Linked DNA regions of Homo sapiens: region 1 is linked to region 2. A link is an interaction called in ENCODE POLR2A ChIA-PET data of the cell type or tissue named here. Cell type or tissue: Panc1. All regions are shown on one strand. Links, peaks and the distances in the headings refer to the core of each region. The heading gives the core; the rest is flanking DNA. Region 1 overlaps LOC124903672 (a long non-coding RNA gene). Region 2 overlaps RABEP2 (rabaptin, RAB GTPase binding effector protein 2).

Region 1 (15,721 bases), core at 8,426-10,925, 100 kb after region 2:
CCTCAATTCTTGCCTCCTCAGAAGAAAGAATTCCACCAAGGGGCATAAGGCAGAGGGAGAGACAGAGGCAAGTTTTAGAGCAGGAGTGAACGTTTATTAAAAAGTTTTAGAGCAGGAATGAAAGGAAGTAAAGTACACTTGGAAGAGGGCCAGGCGTGAATGACTTGACAGATTCAAGTCCCTGGTTTGACCTTTGACTTGGGGTTTCATATGCTGGCATGCTTCCAGGGATTTACGGTTTGCATCTCTTCTCCCCTGATTCCTACCTTGGCATGGGCTGTCCACATGCACGGTGGCCTGCCAGCACTTGGAGGGGCCACAAGCACAGTGTGTTCAGTATACTGAAGTGCACATGCTCACTTAAGACGTTCTTCCCTTACAGATCTAGCATTCCTGGAGGAAGGGCATGTACCATTAAACTCCGCCATTTTGCCTCTTGGTGCATAAGCTTGAGCCCATTTACCCAACTTCTGAGATCTTATCGAGAAGCTGCTGATCATCAGTTTCAAGTGTTTTCCATCTATTTGGAGACTGCCTTTCCCTGGTGCTGGCTGCAACCAATTACTATTTTAGAGACAAGTTTAACAACCACCTGACCATCACCTGATGGTTGCCTAACATTCCTGGTGGTGGGGTTGGGGCAGCACTCCTGCCCCAACAATGGGAATGTTGTCTTATCGTGTGCAATTTAAAAATTATATCACTATGGCCAGGCTCAGTGGCTCACGCCTGTAATCCCAGCACTTTGGGAGGCCGAGGTGGTTGGATCGTGAGGTCAGGAGTTCGAGACCAGCCTGGCCAATATGGTGAAACCCCGTCTCTACTAATAATACAAAAATTAGCTGGGTGTGGTGGCTCACGCCTGTAGTCCCAGCTACTCGGGAGCCTGAGGCAGAAGAATCGCTTGAACCCGGGAGGTGGAGGTTGCAGTGAGCCAAGATCATGCCACTGCACTCCAGCCTGGATGACAGAGCCAGACTCCATCTCATAAAAAAAAAAAAAAAAAAAAAAAGAAAAGAAAAAGAAAGCAAACTTCAAAAGACTGTGCTACCTTTTGTATACTGTGCTACCTTTTGTATAAGGAAGAAGGGGAAATATGAAGACATAAATGTATCTGCAGGTTTTTGCCAAGAAAAACAAAGTATAAACCAGAAACTCATCAAATTGATTACCTGTGATGGGGGGATGGGGGAAAATGAGGATTGCTTGAGCTCAGGAGGTCCTGGCTGCAGTGAGCCGTGATCTCGCCACTGCACTCCAGCCTGAGCGACAGAGCGAGACCCTATCTCAAAATAAAAACAAAACAGACAGTATGGGGAAAATTGATAAATTTGGAATATAGACTACAAAGTATTGCATCCATGATAAATTTCCTGAATGTGTTATGACTCTACTGGAGATATGGAAGGATGTATTCTTTTTTGTGGTTGTTGAGACAGGGTCTCGCTCTTGTCACCCAGGCTGGAGTGCAGCAGTGGGGTCTTGGCTCAATGCAGCCTCCACCTCCCAGGCTCAAGAGATCCTCCCACCTCAGTCTCCCAAGTAGTTGTGGCTGGAACTATAGGTGTGCACCACCACGCCCAGCTAATTTTTTGTTTCTTGGTTTTTTTTTCTTTTGGTAAAGATGGGGTTTTGCTGTGTTGCCCATGCTGGTCTTGAACTGCTGGCCTCAAGCTATCCACCTGCCTCTGCCTCCCAAAGTGTTGGGATCACAGATGTGAGCCACCATGTCCGGCCAGGGTGTTTTTTTGTTTTGTTTTGTTTTTTGTTTTTTGAGACAGAGTCTCCCTCCCTCTTGTCACCCAGGCTGCAGTGCAGTGGTGAGATCCCAGCTCACTGCAACCTCCGCCTCCTGGGTTCAAGTGATTCTCCTGCCTCAGCCTCCCGAGTAGCTGGGATTACAGGCGTGTGCCACCACGCCTGGCTAATTTTGTATTTTTAGTAGAGAGGGGGTTTCTCCATGTTAGTCAGGCTGGTCTTGAACTCCTGACCTCAGGTGATCCACCCTCCTTGGCCTCCCAAAGTGCTGGGATTACAGGCGTGAGCCACTGCGCCCGGCCTAATTTTTGTATTTTTAGTAGATACGGGGTTTCACCACATTAGCCAGGCTGGTCTTGAACTCCTGACCTCAAGTGATCTGCCCACCTTGGCCTCCCAAAGTGCTGGGATTACAGGCGTGAGCCACCAAGCCCAGCCCAGGGTATATTCTTAGTAAATATATAAAGAAGTATGATGGGGCAACAGAGTGTGATAGATGCAACCTACTCTCAAATGTTTCCAAAAGGCCAGGTGTGGTGGCTCATGCCTGTAATCTCAGCACTTTGGGAGGCTGAGGTGGGTGGATCATTTGAGGTCAGGAGCTCGAGACCAGCCTGGCCAACATGGTGAAACCCTGTCTCTACTAAAATACAAAAAATTAGCCAGGCGTAGTGGTGCGCGCCTGTAGTTCCAGCTACTCGGGAGGCTGAGGCAGGGGAATCGCTTGAACCCGGGAGGTGGAGATTGCAGTGAGCCGAGATCTTGCCACTGCACTCCAGCCTGGCAACAGAATGAGTCTCACACACAAACAAGGTTTCCAAAAAAAGCATATATATATATATATATATACACATACACACACATATATATGTATAATATACACACAGAAAGAGAAAATGCAAATGTGGCAAAATATTAACAACTGGTGAATCTGGGTAAATGTTATCCTGACGTTCTAGACTTTCCTGGAAACGCTAGCCTTTTAACATCTCTGTACATTTGAAATTGTTTCAAAATAAAGAATTTGAAGCCCAGGCATGGTGGCTCACACCTGTAATCCCAGCACTTTGGTAGGCCGAGGTGGGCAGATCACCCGAGGTCAGGAGTTCAAGACCAGCCTGAGCAACATGGATAAACCCCATCTCTACTAAAAATACAAAATTAGCTGGGCATGGTGGCGCATGCCTGTAATCCCAGCTACTCGGGAGGCTGAGGCAGGAGAATCGCTTGAACCTGGGACACAGAGGTTGCGATGAGCCGAGATCGTGCCATTGCACTCCAGCCTGGGCAACAAGAGTGAAACTCTGTCTCAAAAAAAAAAAAGAATTTGCACATAAGTAGTAAAATTAGTTCAAAGCTTTTGGAAATATAAAAATAGTAAAAATTGGCTGGGCACAGTGGCTCACGCCTGTAATCCCAGCCCTTTGGGAGGCCGAGGCAGGCAGATCACGAGGTCAGGATATCGAGACCATCCTGGCTAACATGGTGAAAACCCATCGCTACTAAAAATACAAAAAAATTAGCCAGGAATGGTGGTGGGCGCCTGTAGTCCCAGCTATTCGGGAGGCTGAGGCAGGAGAATGGCGTGAACCCGGGAAGCGGAGCTTGCAGTGAGCCAAGACGGCGCCACTGCACTTCAGTCTGGGTGACAGAGCAAGACTCCGTCTCAAAAAAAAAAGTAAAAATTGTCCAGGCGCAGTGGCTCATGCCTGTAATCCCAGCACTTTGGGAGGCTGAGGCAGGCAGATCACTTGAGGTAAGGAGTTCGAGACCAGCCTGGCCAACATGGTGAAACTCCATCTCTACTAAAAATACAAAAATTAGCCGGGCCTGGTGGCAGGCGCCTGTAATCCCAGCTACTCGGGAGGCTGAGGCAGGAGAATCGCTTGACCCTGGGAGGTGGACAGAGGTTGCAGTGAGCCGAGATCATGCCACTGCACTCCAGCCTGTGCGACAGGTGGAGACTCCATCTCAAAACAAAAACAGAAAAAAACCCCAACAAACAGATGAATGGATAAAGAAAATGTGGTACATATATATAATGGAGTACTATTCAGCCATAAAAAAGAATGAGATCCTGTCATATGTGACAACATGAATGGAACTCGAGGTCATGATGCTAAGTGAAATAAGGTGGGCACAGAGACAAGCTTCAAAAGTTTTCACTTATTTGTGGGAGCCAAAAATGAAAAACAGTTGAACTCCTGGAGACAGAGAGTAGAAGGATGTTTACCAGAGATTGGGAAGGGTAATGGAGGCAGGGAAGGCAGAATGGTTAATGGGTACAGAGATATAGTTAGATAGAATAAATAAGATCTAGTATTTGTTTGTAATGACTTCTGGATTAAGCATTTTAAAAAAGATCTTAGCTGGGCGTGGTGGCACATGCCTGTAGTCCCAGCTACTCGGGAGGATGAGGCAGGAGGATTGCTTGAGCCTGCTGGGAGGTCAAGGCTGCAGTGAGCAGAAATCACGCCACTGCACTCCAGCCTGAGTAACACAGAGAGACCCTGTCAAAAAAAAAAAGAAAAGGATTAAAAAAATTACTTGATAGCACAACAGGGTGACTACAGTCAACAATAATTTATTGTACATTTAAAAATAACTAAAAGAGGGCCAGGCGTGGTGGCTCACGCCTGTCATCCCAGCACTTTGGGAGGCCAAGGCAGGTGGATCACTTGAGGTCAGGAGTTCGAGACCAGCCTGGCCCACATGGTGAAACCCCGTCTCTACTAAAAATACAAAACTCAGCCAGGTGTGGTGGTGGGTGCCTGTAATCCCAGCTACTCGGGAGGCTGAGACAGGAGAATTGCTTAAACCTGGAAGGCAGAGGCTGGGTGTGGTGGCTCACGCCTGTAATCCCAGCACTTTGGGAGGCCAAGGCAGGTGGATCATGAGGTCAGGAGTTCGAGACCAGCCTGACCAACATGGTGAAACCCCCGTCTCTACTTAAAATACAAAAATTAGCCAGGCATGGTGGTGCACGACTGTAATCCCATCTACTCAGGAGGCTGAGGCAGGAGAATCGCTTGAACACGCAAGGTGGAGGTTGCAGTGAGCCGAGATTGCACCATTGCCCTCCAGCCCGGGCAACAGAGAAAGACTGTCTCAAAACAAACAAACAAACAAACAAACAAAAAAACCTGGAAGGCAGAGGTTGCCGTGAGCCAGGATCTCACCACTGCACTCCAGCCTGGGCGACAGAGTGAGACTCCATCTCAAAAAAAAAAAAAAAAGGCTGATCATGGTGGCTCACGCCTGTAACCCCAGCACTTTGGGAGGCTGAGGTGGGCACATCACCTGAGGTTGGGAGTTTGAGACCAGCCTAACCAACATGGAGAAATCTCTACTAAAAATACAAAATTAGTTGGGTGTGGTGGTGCATGCCTTTAATCCCAGCTACTTGGGAGCCTGACGCAGGAGAATCGCTTGAACCCAGAGGCAGAAATTGCAGTGAACCGAGATCGCGCCATTGCACCCCAGACTGGGTGACAAAAGTGAAACTCTGTCTCAAAAAACAAACAAACAAACAAACAAAAAACCCTAAACTAAAATAGTTTAATTTGATTCTTTGTAACACAAAGGATAAACGTAGGAGGTGCTGGATACCACATTTACCCTGATGTGATTATTATGCATTGTGTGCCTGTATCAAAATATCTCATGTACCTTGTAAATATATACACTTACTACGTTCCCACAAAAAATAAAAATAAAAAACTAAAAAAAGAGATAGTTATCTTTCATACAAGGAAAGTTCTCACTGTTTCTCCAAAATGAGACTCACTGTCATAATGATCATTGCACCAGTTGCTGGCTATTTTAATTACTCCTCAAATTAAGTCATAGTCTTGAATGTTCTGCTACCTAAAGGCCGAATTGTAGAGCTAACCTCCAATAACTTGTATAAAAAATAAGAACGAGGAGAGAAAAAAAAGAAAGCTCTTTCCTCCATCTTCCCCTGCCACCAAAATGGCGCATATGACTGTCCCGGCTGATGCTCTCAAGAACATTGACAGGCTGGGTGCTATGGCTCATGCTTGTAATCCCAGCACTTTGGGAGGCTGAGGCAGGCAGATCATGAGGTCAAGAGATCAAGAACATCCTGGCCAACATGGTGAAATCCTGTCTCTACTAAAAATACAAAACTTAGCTGGGCGTGGTGGCGCACGCCTGTAATCCTAGCTACGCGGGAGGCAGGGGCAGGAGAATCGCTTGAACCCGGGAGGCAAAGGTTGCAGTGAGCCGAGATCGCACCATTGCGCTCCAGCCTGGTGAAAGAGGGAGACTCCGTCTCAAAAAGAAAAAAAAAAAAAATAGAACATCAACAATGCCAAAAAGAGAGGCAAAATGCCAGGTACCTATTAGGCCATTCTCCAAAGTCATCGTCCAGTTTCTAACTGTGATGATGAAGCATGGTTACATTGGCGAATTTGAAATCACTGATGATCACACAGCTGGGAAAATTACTGTAAACCTCACAGGCAGGCTAAACGTGGGATCAGCCCCAGATTTGATGTGCAAAGATCTAGAAAAATAGCAGAATGATCTGCTTCCATCCCGCCAGTTTGGTTTCATTGTACTGACCACCTCAGCTGGCATCATGGACCATGAAGAAGCAAGACGAAAACACACAGGAAGGAAAATCCTGGGACTCTTTTTCTAGAGATGTAACACATATTTACAAATAAAATGCCTATGGACCAAATAAAAAAAAAAAGATGGCTAGCATGTACAAATAAAGACATGAATATATTATGCAAAAAGGGGCCAGGTGCGGTGGCTCACGCCTGTAATCTCAGGACTTTGGGAGGCCAAGACGGGCGGATCACTTGAGGTCAGGAGTTTGAGACCAGCCTGGCCAACATGGTGAAACTCCATCTCTACTAAAAAATACAGAAATTAGCCAAGCATGGTGGCACATGCCTGTAATCCCAGCTACTCGGGAGGCTGAGGCAGGAGAATTGCTTGAACCCGGGAGGCAGAGGTTGTAGTGAGCTGAGATTGAGCCACTGAACTCCAGCCTGGGCGACAGAGTGAGAGTCCATCTCAAAAAAAAAAAAAAAAAAAAGCAAAAAGGAAATATGACAAGCTTCCAAGATCCTCAGTTCTGTAATTGGTCATGAGCCCATAATTGGTAACTATGTTCCCTTCTGTAAGTATCCAAAAATCCTTGGGCTCCGATAATTGGGCTTTTTACCTGGTAGGATGAGGCAAAGCTTCATTCCTAAAGGGTCCGCATTGTCCTGCCTTCTTTTAGTTACCACAGTTTTTCAGTAACATGTATTATTGGGCATAGAAATAGTAAGAGGCACTCCAGAGAAACCCGGGATTCAGACACACCATCCTTACCCCCATGGTGTGGCAGCAACCCAGTTTCCTCCTGGTCATAAGGATCAATAACTCCAGCCAGTAGAGTAACCCCATTTTCTGCGGTTGGTTCAGTGGCCTAAAAAGTCCAACATGACCAGGTGGCAGTCTCATTTTCCAATTCAATGGTATCATTGTTGTGTCCCTGATGGAAGAATTCCTCCCTTGAGGACTAAGTCTTCCAAGTCAGCAGAGCTCAAACTTACCAAGACAGGAAACAAAAAATCTGCAAGTGGGTTATTTGGTAGAATAGTGAGACTGGGCGAGGTGGGAGGATGGTTTGAGGGCAGGAGTTTGACAACAGCCTGGGCAACATGGCCAGAACCTGTCCACGCCCCCACCAAACAAAAAGAAATACAAAAATTAGCCAGGTGTGGTGGCACGCACCTGTAGTCCTAGCTACTTGGGAGGCTGAGGCAGGAGGATTGCTCAAGCCCAGAAGTTCAAGGCTGCAGTGAGCCATAATTGCACCACTGTACTCCAGGCTGGGTGACAGAATAAGACTTTGTCTTTAACAAACAATTTTTTGATCAGGTGTGGTGGCTCACACCTGTAATCCCAGCACTATGGGAGGCTGAGACAGTCAGATTACTAGAGGCCAGGAGTTTGAGACCAGCCTGACCAACATGGCGAAACCCCATCTCTACTAAAAATGCAAAAATTAGCTTGGTGGCCAGACGCGGTGGCTCATGCCTGTAATCCCAACACTTTGGGAGGCCAAGGAGGTTGGATCACGAGGTCAGGGGTTCAAGACCAGCCTAACCAACATGGTGAAATCCTCTCTGTACTAAAAATACAAAAATTAGCCTGGCGTGGTGGCGCATGCCTGTAATCCCAGCTACTCAGGAGGCTGAGGCAGGAGAATCACTTGAACCCGGGAGGCAGAGGTTGCAGTGAGCCAAGATAGCGCCATTGCACTCCAGCCCCGGGGACAAGAGTGAAACTCCATCTCAAAAAAAAAAAAAATTAGCCAGGCGTCAGCTGGGCACAGTGGCTCACGCCTGTAATCCCAGCACTTTGGGAGGCCGAGATGGGTGGATCACGAGGTCAGGAGATCAAGACCATCCTGGCCAACCTGGTGAAACCCCATAAAAGTACAAAAAAAAAAATTAGCTGGGTGTGGTGGTACGTGCCTGTAAACCCAGCTACTCGGGAGGCTGAGGCACGAGAATCGCTTGAACCCGGGAGGCAGACTGCAGTGAGCCAAGATGGCGCCACTGCATTCCATCCTGGCGACAGAGCGAGACAACATCAAAAAAAAAAAAAAAAAAAAAAATTAGCTAGGCGTGGCGGTCAGCTACTTGGGAGGCTGAGGCACAAGAATCGCTTGAATCCGGAAGGCGGAGATTGCAGTGAGCTATGACACTCCAGCCTGGGCGACAGAGTGAGAGTTTGTCTCAAAAAAAAAAAAAAAAAAACAAACGGCCAGGCACAGTGGCTCACGCCTATAATCCCAGCACTTTGGGAGGCCAAGGCGGGCGGATCATGAGGTCAGGAGATGGACACCATCCTGCTAACACGGTGAAACCCCGTCTCTACTAAAAACACAAAAAAAATTAGCCGGGCGTGGTGGCGGGCGCCTGTAGTCCCAGCTACTCTGGAGGCTGAGGCAGGAGAATGGCGTGAACCTGGGAGGCGGAGCTTGCAGCGAGCCGAGATCGCGCCACTGCACTCCAGCCTGGGCGACAGAGCAAGACTTTGTCTCAAAAAAGAAAAGAAAAGAAAAAAAAACAGCGAGAAGAACGAGATCTAATATCTCTCCTTGATTCTGACTTGTATTCTGGCTATGAGAGAAAAAGCACTACATAATGGTCTCTCATTAAGACAGCAGTGTTGGCCGGGCGAGGTGGCTCACGCCTGCAATCCCAGCACTTTGGGAGGCCAAGGCAGGCGCATCACCCGCGATCAGGAGTTCGAGACCAGCCTGACCAACATGGAGAAATCCTGTCTCTATTAAAATACAAAATTAGCCAGGCGTGGTGGCGCATGCCTGTAATCCTAGCTACTCAGGAGGCTGAGGCAGCAGTATCTCTTGAACCAAGGAGGTGGAGGTTGCAGTGGGCTGAGATCACCCCATTGCGCTCTAGACTGGGCAACAGGAGTGAGACTCTGTCTCAAAAAAAAAAAAAAAAGATAGTAGTGTGCATGCTATAAAAAAGAATCCCAGCCTCTGTGCGGGGTAAAAAACCCAAACCATTCTTTCTGGGGTGTGGTCTCTCAAGTGGTGCCTTAACTGAGTCTTTATTTTTTTGAGATAGAGTCTTGCTCTGTTGCCCAGGCTGGAGGGCAGTGGCATGATCTCGGCTCACTGCAACCTTCACCTCCCAGATTCAAGTGATTCTCCTGCCTCAGCCTCCAGAGTAGCTGGTATTACAGGCATGCGCCACCACGCCTGGCTAATTTTCGTATTTTTAGTGGAGATGGGGTTTTACATGTTGGCCAGGCTGGTCTCAAACTCCTGACCTCAAGTGATTTGGCCTCCCAAAGTGCTGGGATTACAGGTGTAAGCCACCACATCTTGCCTTAACTGAGTCTTTAATACATCATTGCACCACACTAGGGGTCATGTTGATTTCTTCTGCTGTCTAAAGATACCACATGTGAGGCAGCAGCTGCAATTGGAGTCACCATCTAAATGAGTTTCCCATAGTCCACAGTCATTCTCTAAGATCCATCCAACCAGCATATGCCAAACGCCTGCCCATTCAAGTCTTTTTTTTTTGACACAGTTTCGCTCTTTTGCCTAGGCTGGAGTACAGTGGTATGATCTCAGCTCAGAAGCCTCTGCCTCCCAGGTTCAAGCGATTCTTCTGCCTCAGCATCCTGAGTAGCCAGGATTACAGGCACCTGCCACCACACTCGGCTAATTTTTGTACTTTTAGTAGAGATAGGGTTTCACCATGTTGCCCAGGTTGGTCTCGAACTCCTGACGTCAGGTGATCCACCCGCCTCGGCCTCCCAAAATGCTAGGATTACAGGCCTGAGCCACCCCACCTGGCCCCTTGCAAGTCTTTGAGGGTGGCACTAGTCTCTGCGACTCTCCAGGGATGTGATAATGCTTCTGGTTAACTGTCTTTTTAAAATTTTTTTTCTTTGAGACAGAGTCTCCCTCTGTTGCCCAGGCTGGAGTGCAGTAGGATGATCTTGGCTCACTGCAACCTCTGCCTCCTGGGTTCACGCCATTCTCCTGCCTCAGCCTCTTGAGTAGCTAGGACTACAGGTGCCCGCCATCACACCTGGCTAATTTTTTGTATTTGTAGTAGAGATGGGGTTTCACCGTGTTAGCCAGGATGGTCTCAATCTCCTGACCTCGTGATCCGCCTGCCTTGGCCTCCCAAAGTGCTGGGATTACAGGTGTAAGCCACTGCGCCCAGCCCTCTGGTTAACTGTCTTGACAGGAAGTGGAAGTTACAGGGACTTTCCCTTAGCCCTTTCCACCATGATTCTCTCACTCCATGGGTGGGAGAGCCAGTGTGGAGATTTGTCAGTTGCCATAGATGGCTATTCCTATTATACTCTCAGGAATTTGGAAATAACCACAGGGTGGGACCATAGATCAACGGAGCCCTCTGTGAGCTGGGGCTGAGCTAAGACTCCATCTAGCACCTGACCATCTATCTTTAAGCCCCTACTTTTAGTGATGAGCCACAGTGGCATTTTGGATCCTCAGGACTTGGCGTTAATTCAGAGCCAATGTCTAGGAATCCTCAAAAGGTTGGGTATTTTCTTCTCCCTGATGCACACTCTAGTAAACAGGGCATGTTCCTCTCTCAGGGAGAACCAAACTTCTCTCCAATTAAGTGACTCTGGATCTATGCTGACTTAGGTCTAAAATTCAGGCGAGAGACTACAACTCTTCACTATGGCAACTCAACTTAGGTTTTTGGCTACTAGAGCAAGTTTTTTGTTTATTTTTTTGAGATGGAGTCTTGCTCTGTCAACCAGGCAGAAGTACAGTGGTGTGATCTTGGCTCACTGCAACCTCTGCCTCCCGGGCTCAAGCAATTCTCCTCCCTCAGCCTCCCGAGTAGCTGGGATTACAGATGCACGCCACCACACCTGGCTAATTTTTGTATTTTTAGTAGAGATGGGGTTTCACCATGTTGGCCGGGCTGGTCTCGAACTCCTGACCTCAGGTGATCTACCTGCCTCAGCCTCCCAAAGTGCTGGGATTACAGGTGTGAGCCACTGCGCGCAGCTTATTTATTTATTTATTTTTAACAAGGTCTTGCTCTGTTGCTCAGGCTGGAGTGCGCTGGTGCAATTATAGCTCACTGCAGCCTCGGACTCCTGGGCTCAAACCATCCTCCCACCTCAGCCTTCAGAGTAGCTGGGACTACAAGTGTGCACAACCATGCCCAGCTAATTAAAAAAAAAAAACCAAAAAAACCTTTTTTTGGTGGAGACATGGTCTCACAATATTGCCCAAGCTAGTCTCAAACACCTGGCCTCAAGCAAATCTTCCTGCCACAGCCTCCCAAAGTGCTGGGATTACAGGCATAAGCCACTGTGTCCAGCCAGAATTTGATGTTTTGACATATATTTTATATCTATAGCCGTGAAGTCATTACCACAATCATGATAGCGAAGGTATGCATCACGCAGAAGTCTCCTTGTGACTGTAATCTCTCCCACCTGCCTCTCTCTGACCCCTCATACCCAAGAAACCACTGATCTGCTTTCTGTCACGATAGGTTGATTTGCATTTTCTTTTTTTCTTTTTGAGATGGAGTTTTGCTCTTGTCACCCAGGCTGGAGTGCAATGGTGCAGTCTCAGCTCACTGCAACCTCCGCCTCCCAGGTTCAAGCAATTCTCCTGCCTCAGCCTCCCAAGTGGCTGGGATTACAGGCACCCACTACCACACCCAGGTAATTTTTGTATTTTTAGTAGAAACGGGGTTTCACCACATTGGCCAGGCTGGTCTCGAACTCCTGAGCTCAGGTGATCTGCCTACCTCAGACTCCCAAAGTGCTGGGATTATAGGTGTGAGCCACCATGCCTGACCTGATTTGCATTTTCTAGAGCAGGGGTTGGCAAATGTTTTTTGTAAAGGGCCAAATAGTAAATATTTTAGGTGTTGTAGGACAACAGATAAAAAGTAGTATATTATGGCAGGGCACAGTGGCTCACGCCTGTAATTCCAGCACTTTGGGAGGCCGAGGCGGGCAGATCACTTGAGGCCAGGAGTTTGAGACCAGACTGACCAACATGGCAAAACCCAGACTCTACTAAAAATACAAAAATTACCCAGACATGGTGGCGCATGCCTGTAATCCCAGCTACTGGAGAGGCTCAGGCATGTGAATTGCCTGAACTCAGGAGGCAGAGGTGGCAGTGAGCCGAGATCACACCACTGCACTCCACCCTGGGTGACAGAGCGAGACTCTATCTCAGAAAAAAAAAAAAAAAAAAAGAACAAAGTTAGTGTTCCCTATCATCAAAGTCTATGACAAATGTTTATCTGTTAATTCTAATCTGTAATGAGATTTGGCAAAAATAGTTTTTCCTGAAGATAGGTATTGCCAAATACAGATAGCAATCCACAAGCATATGATGTCACGAGCACATTCATCATTTGAAAGGCATTTATAGAATTCTATTTGGACTCTGGCCAGGTGCGGTGGCTCACTTAATCCCAGCACTTTGGGAGGCCGAGGTAGGTGGATCACTCGAGGCCAGGAGTCCCAGACCAGCCTAGGCAACACGGCAAAACCCCCCTCTCTACTGAAAATACAAAAAAATCAGCCAGGCCTGGTGGCGTGTGCCTGTAATTCCAGCTACTTGATGCTCAGTATCATTTGAACCTGGGAGGTAGAAGTTGCAGTGAGCTGAGATGGTGCCACTGCACTCTGGCCTGGGCACCAGAGCAAGACCGTGTCTCAAAAAAAAAAAAAAAAAAAATCTATTTGGATTGGATTTTTCTCTTGCTATCTGCCTTTTAGCATGTCACTACATTATGGTTTAATCACTTGAGATGTGTCTCAATTTCACTGAAGTCCTAAAAATGCTACTGGAACTGCAGTTTGAGATTGGAAATGTAGCTCCTAAAAATCTATATGGGAATGGACATCTTGCTCCTTGTTTTAACTTTGATATTATGGGCTGTGTATAAGGCAGCTTGACATCGCTTGTGATTCAAACAATATACCATCAATGAAGTTACTTTACAGCAGCATACGTTAAACATATACGTGCTGTTTTGCCTTATAATTTTAGGTTGAATTATTAAGAGATATTATCAAAACTGCTTCAAAAGCTAGCTAACAAAGCCTCTCAGTGTTTGATAGCAGTGGTTATGTGTGGTTCTTCTTTGTTGTTGTTGTTGTTGAGACGGAGTCTCGCTCTGTCGCCCAGACTAGAGTGCAGTGGCATGATCTAGGCTCACTGCAACCTCCACCTCCCCAGGTTCAAGCGATTCTCCTGCCTCAGCCTCCGGAGTAGCTGGGACTACAGGTGCCCGCCACCAAGCCTGGCTAATTTTTTGTATTTTTAGTAGAGACGGGGTTTCACCATGTTAGTGAGGATGGTCCTCAAGTGATCTGCCCACCTCGGCCTCCTGAAGTGCTGGTAACACAGGTGTGAGCCACTGCACCTGGCCCGGTTCTTATTTAGAAAAATTTCAGGCCGGGTGCAGTGGCTCACACCTGTAATACCCGCAATCTGGGAGGCCGAAGCAGGTGGATTACCTGAGGTCAGGAGTTCGAGACCAGCCTGGCCAACACAGTGAAACCCCGTCTTTACTAAAAATACAAAAAAAAATTAGCCAGGTGTGGTGGCGGGCACCTGTAATCCCAGCTACTTGGGAGGCTGAAGCAGGAAAATCCCTTGAACTCGGGAGGCAGAGATTGCAGTGAGCTGAGATAGCACCACTGCACTCCAGCCTGGGTGACAGAGTGAGACTCAGTCTCAAACAAAAAAAGAAAAGAAAAGAAAAAAAAATTCAATCTCAGCCCGGAGTTAAAAACCATATGGCTGTGTGTGGTGGCTCATACGTATAACCCCAGCACTTTGGGAGGCTGACACAGGCAGATTACTTGAGCCCAGGAGTTCAAGACCAGCCCGGGCAACATGGCAAAACCCTGTCTCTGCAAAAAATGCAAAAACTAGCCAGGCGTGGTGGCATATGTGTGTAGTCCCAGTTTCTTAGGGAAGTAACCTTAGGTGGAAGGGTCACCTGAGCATGAGAGGCAGAGGTTGCAGTGAGCCAAGATCACACCACTGCACTCCAACCTGGGTGACAGAGTGAGACCCTGTCTCAAAAAAACAAAACAAATCAAAACCATAAAATTTAGCACTTCCAAGACATCAAACTACTGTATGGCATGGCAAGTCAGGATATTCAGCTTGTATTTCTAACAAAAATTTATGGAACTGACAGTTAAATCCACACAAGCAAATGAAGTTCACAATTGACAGTACTGGTTCAATATCTTATGACAGATTCAAAAATGTGTGCAAAGTACCTGCTGATGAATCATACAGTTAATAACCATAGGCTTTTTTTTTTTTTTTTTGAGATGGAGTCTCCCTTATCGCTCAGGCTGGAGGGCAGCGGCGCGATCTCCACTCACTGCAACCTCCGCCTCCTGGGTACAAGCGATTCTCCTGCCTCAGCCTCCTGAGTAGCTGGGATTACAGGCATGTGCCACCATGTCCGGCTAAATTTTGTATTTTTAGTAGAGATGGGGTTTCATCATGTTGGCCAGGCTGGTCTTGAACTCTTGACCTCAGGCAATCTACCCGCCTCAGCCTCCCAAAGTGCTGGCATTACAGGCGTGAGCCACCGTGCCCAGCAACCATAGGCTTTAAACACCTTACATTTGCACAAGCTTTGTAAATTCGTCCAACAAAGGCTTTTTCTGCTCCATATATATATATAATATATATATTATATATATATATATTTTTTTGAGACGGAGTCTTGCTCTGTTGCCCAGGCTGGAGTGCAGTGGCACTATCTCGGCTCACTGCAAGCTCCGTCTCCTGGGTTCACGCCATTCTCCTGCCTCAGCCTCCCAAGTAGCTGGGACTACAGGCGCCCGCAACCACACCTGGCTAATTTTTTTTTTTTTTTTTTGAGATGGAGTCTCACTCTGTTGCCCAGGCTGGAGTGCAGTGGTGTGATCTCGGCTCACTGCAAGCTCTGCCTCCCAGGTTCACACCATTCTCCTGCCTCAGCCTCCTGAGTAGCTGGGACTACAGGCACCCGCCACCACACCCAGCTAATTTTTTTGTATTTTTAGTAGAGACAGCGTTTCACCGTGTTAGCCAGGATGGTCTCGATCTCATGACCTCGTGATCTGCCCACCTCGGCCTCCCAAAGTGCTGGGATTACAGGTGTGAGCCACCGCGCCCAGCCTATTTATTTTTTTTTGAGATGGACTTTCACTCTTGTTGCCCAGGCTGGAGTGCAATGACAAGATCTCGGCTCACTGCAACCTCTGCCGCCTGGTTCAAGCAATTCTGCCTCAGCCTCCCAAGTAGCTGGAATTACAGGCGCCTGCCACCAGGACTGGCTAATTTTTTGTATTTTTAGTAGAGGCAGAGTTTCACCATGTTGGCCGGGCTGGTCTTGAACTCCTGGGCTCCAGT
Region 2 (2,500 bases), core at 1-2,500:
CCTGACCTTGTGATCGGCCCACCTTGGCCTCCCAAAGTGCTGAGATTACAGGCGTGAGCCACTGCACTTGGCCAGAAATTTTTTTTTTTTTTTTTTTTTTTTTGGAGACAAGAGTCTCAGTCTGTCGCCCAGGCTGGAGTGCAGTGACGTGATCTTGGCTCACTGCAACCTCCACCTCCCGGGTTCAAGTGATTCTCGTGACTCAGCCTCCCTGAGTAGCTGGGATTACAGGTGCCCACTGCCACGCCCGGCTAATTTTGTATTTTTAGTACACACAGGGTTTTGCCGTGTTGGCCAGGCTGGTTTCAAACTCCTGCCCTCAGGTGATCTGCCCGCCTTGGCCTCCCAAAGTGCTGGGATTACAGGCATGAACCACTGCACCCAGCCCAGAAATTTGTTTTTTTCAAGTTCAGAGGTAGACATTTCAGGACTGGTATAGCAGCTCAACAAGTTGTCAAGCAGGCTTCTCCTATATTGCTGTTTTGCCATAGGTAGCACATTGCCTCATGGTCCAAGATGACTGCTTGAGTGCCAGCCATCATGTCCACATTCCAGCCAGCAAAAAGGAGGAGAAGGAGGAATAAAGAAAGGCACACCCTCTTCCTTTGAAGAGTTGTCCTAGGCCAGGCACGGTGGCTCATGCCTGTAATCCTAGCACTTTGGGAGGCCGAGGCGAGCAGATCATTTGAGGCCTAGATGGGTGGTCTCAGGAGTTCGAGACCAGCCTGGCCAACATGGTTAAACCCCCTTCTACTAAAAATACAAAAAAATTAGCTGGGCGTGGTGGCACGCATCTGTAATTCTAGCTACTTGGGAGGCTGAGGCAGGAGAATCGCTTGAACCTAGGAGGCAGAGGTAGCAGTGAGCAGAGATAGTGCCATTGCACTCCAGCTTGGGCAACAAGAATGAAACTTCTTATTAAAAGAAAAAAAGTTGTCCTGGGCCAGGCACGGTGGCTCACACCTGTAATCCCAGCACTTTGGGAGGCTGAGGTGGGTGGTTTCAGGAGTTCGAGACAAGCCTGGCCAAAATAGTGAAACCCTGTCTCTACTAAAAATACAAAAATTAGCCGGGCGTGGTGGCGAGCGCCTGTAATCCCAGCTACTCATGAGGCTGAGGCAGGAGAATCGCTTGAACCCAGGAGGCGGAGGTTGCAGTGAGCCGAGATTATGCCACTCCACTCTAGTCGGGGCAACAGAGTGAGACTCCATCTCAAAAAAATGTAATAATAATACAAATAAAATAAAGAGTTGTCCTGGAAGGTCCCCTTGGCTTATCTGTTTCCATCTCAGTAGCTGGAACTTAGCCAGATGATCTGTTTAGTTGCAAGGAAGCTGAGAAATGTGGATGGTATTTTAGGATTTAGGCCACATGCCCAACTAACAATGTGAAGTGTGCTGGCCATTGGTGTAATCCCAACCCAGATGCTGGGAATCACACTTGTAATGCCAGCACCTTGGGAGGCTGAGGTGGGAGGATCACTTGAGGCCTGGAGTTCAAAACCAGTCTGGGCAACATAGCAAGATCCTGTCTCCACAAAAAAATACAAAAATTAGCTCATTGGTGCACATGCCTGTAGTCCCAGCTAATCAGGAGGCTGAGGCAGGAGAATGGCTTGAACCCAGGAGGCGGAGGTAGCAGCGAGCCGAGATTGTGCCACTGCACTCCAGCCTGGGTGATAGAGCAAGACTCCATCTCAAAAAAAAAAAGGTAAAGTTCTATGACGAAAGAAAAAAATGGATGTTGGAGAAGGAAGACATGGTGAGTGACGGGACCACAGGAAGAAGTCGTGACCTTCATCCTTGCCCTTATGTCCTGGGGCAAGTCGTGGAAGCTTCTAGAGCCTCTGTGTTCTTATCTCTGGAATGAGGGTGGACAGCACCTTCTAGGGAGGATTAGGAGAGCTGATGTGCTTGGAGAGGAAGCTCTGAACAGACCCGGGGCTTCAGCACTTTGGAGGGGGAACTATTGCTGCCACACCCCGCTCCCTCCAGGCCCACGAGGACTCGGAGAAGCTGCGGGAGATCGTACTGCCCATGGAAAAGGAGATCGAGGAGCTGAAGGCGAAGCTGCTGAGGGCCGAGGAGCTGATTCAGGAGATCCAGGTGAGGGCACGGCCAGGGGGCGCTGGGGAAGGAGGGGTGCCAGAGGACCCTGGCCCCCCAGCCTCTTCCCTGCCCCCTTCCCTAGAGACGTCCCCGGCATGCCCCTTCCCTGCACGGCTCCACGGAGTTGCTGCCCCTGTCCCGGGATCCATCGCCCCCGCTGGAGCCTCTGGAGGAGCTGAGCGGAGATGGGGGTCCAGCCGCTGAGGCCTTCGCTCACAACTGCGATGACAGCGCCTCCATCTCCTCCTTCTCCCTTGGCGGTGGGGTCGGCAGCAGCTCCTCCCTGCCCCAAAGCCGCCAGGGCCTGAGCCCTGAACAGGAAGAGACGGCCTCGCTGGTGTCTACGGGCACCCTGGTTCCCGAGGGCATCTACCTGCCCCCTCCTGGCTACC

The links. ChIA-PET counts read pairs that join two places held together with the same protein. Peaks named below come from ENCODE experiments on the same cell type or tissue, not always from the same donor. Only the 100,000 strongest peaks of a DNase experiment are listed, where the experiment ranks them.
Region 1: POLR2A ChIA-PET joins it to region 2 with 8 read pairs; 16 of 35 experiments call an interaction of 5 or more read pairs at or near these places.

What each region holds. Positions count from the first base shown.
Region 1 is chr16:28,804,683-28,820,403 of GRCh38, reverse strand. It overlaps LOC124903672 (a long non-coding RNA gene), which reads left to right. Exons shown (of 2, transcript XR_007065042.1): 2 at 383-1,313. It also overlaps the pseudogene RPS15AP33. Among named protein-coding and RNA genes, the nearest start is that of ATXN2L, 10 kb to the left of the region's middle. In Panc1, for the core only: no CTCF peak of the experiment used is centred there; no DNase peak of the experiment used is centred there.
Region 2 is chr16:28,914,277-28,916,776 of GRCh38, reverse strand. It overlaps RABEP2 (rabaptin, RAB GTPase binding effector protein 2), which reads left to right. Exons shown (of 13, transcript NM_024816.3): 4 at 1,995-2,105; 5 at 2,191-2,500. Among named protein-coding and RNA genes, the nearest start is that of RABEP2, 9.7 kb to the left of the region's middle. In Panc1, for the core only: no CTCF peak of the experiment used is centred there; a DNase peak (open chromatin) is centred at 1,326.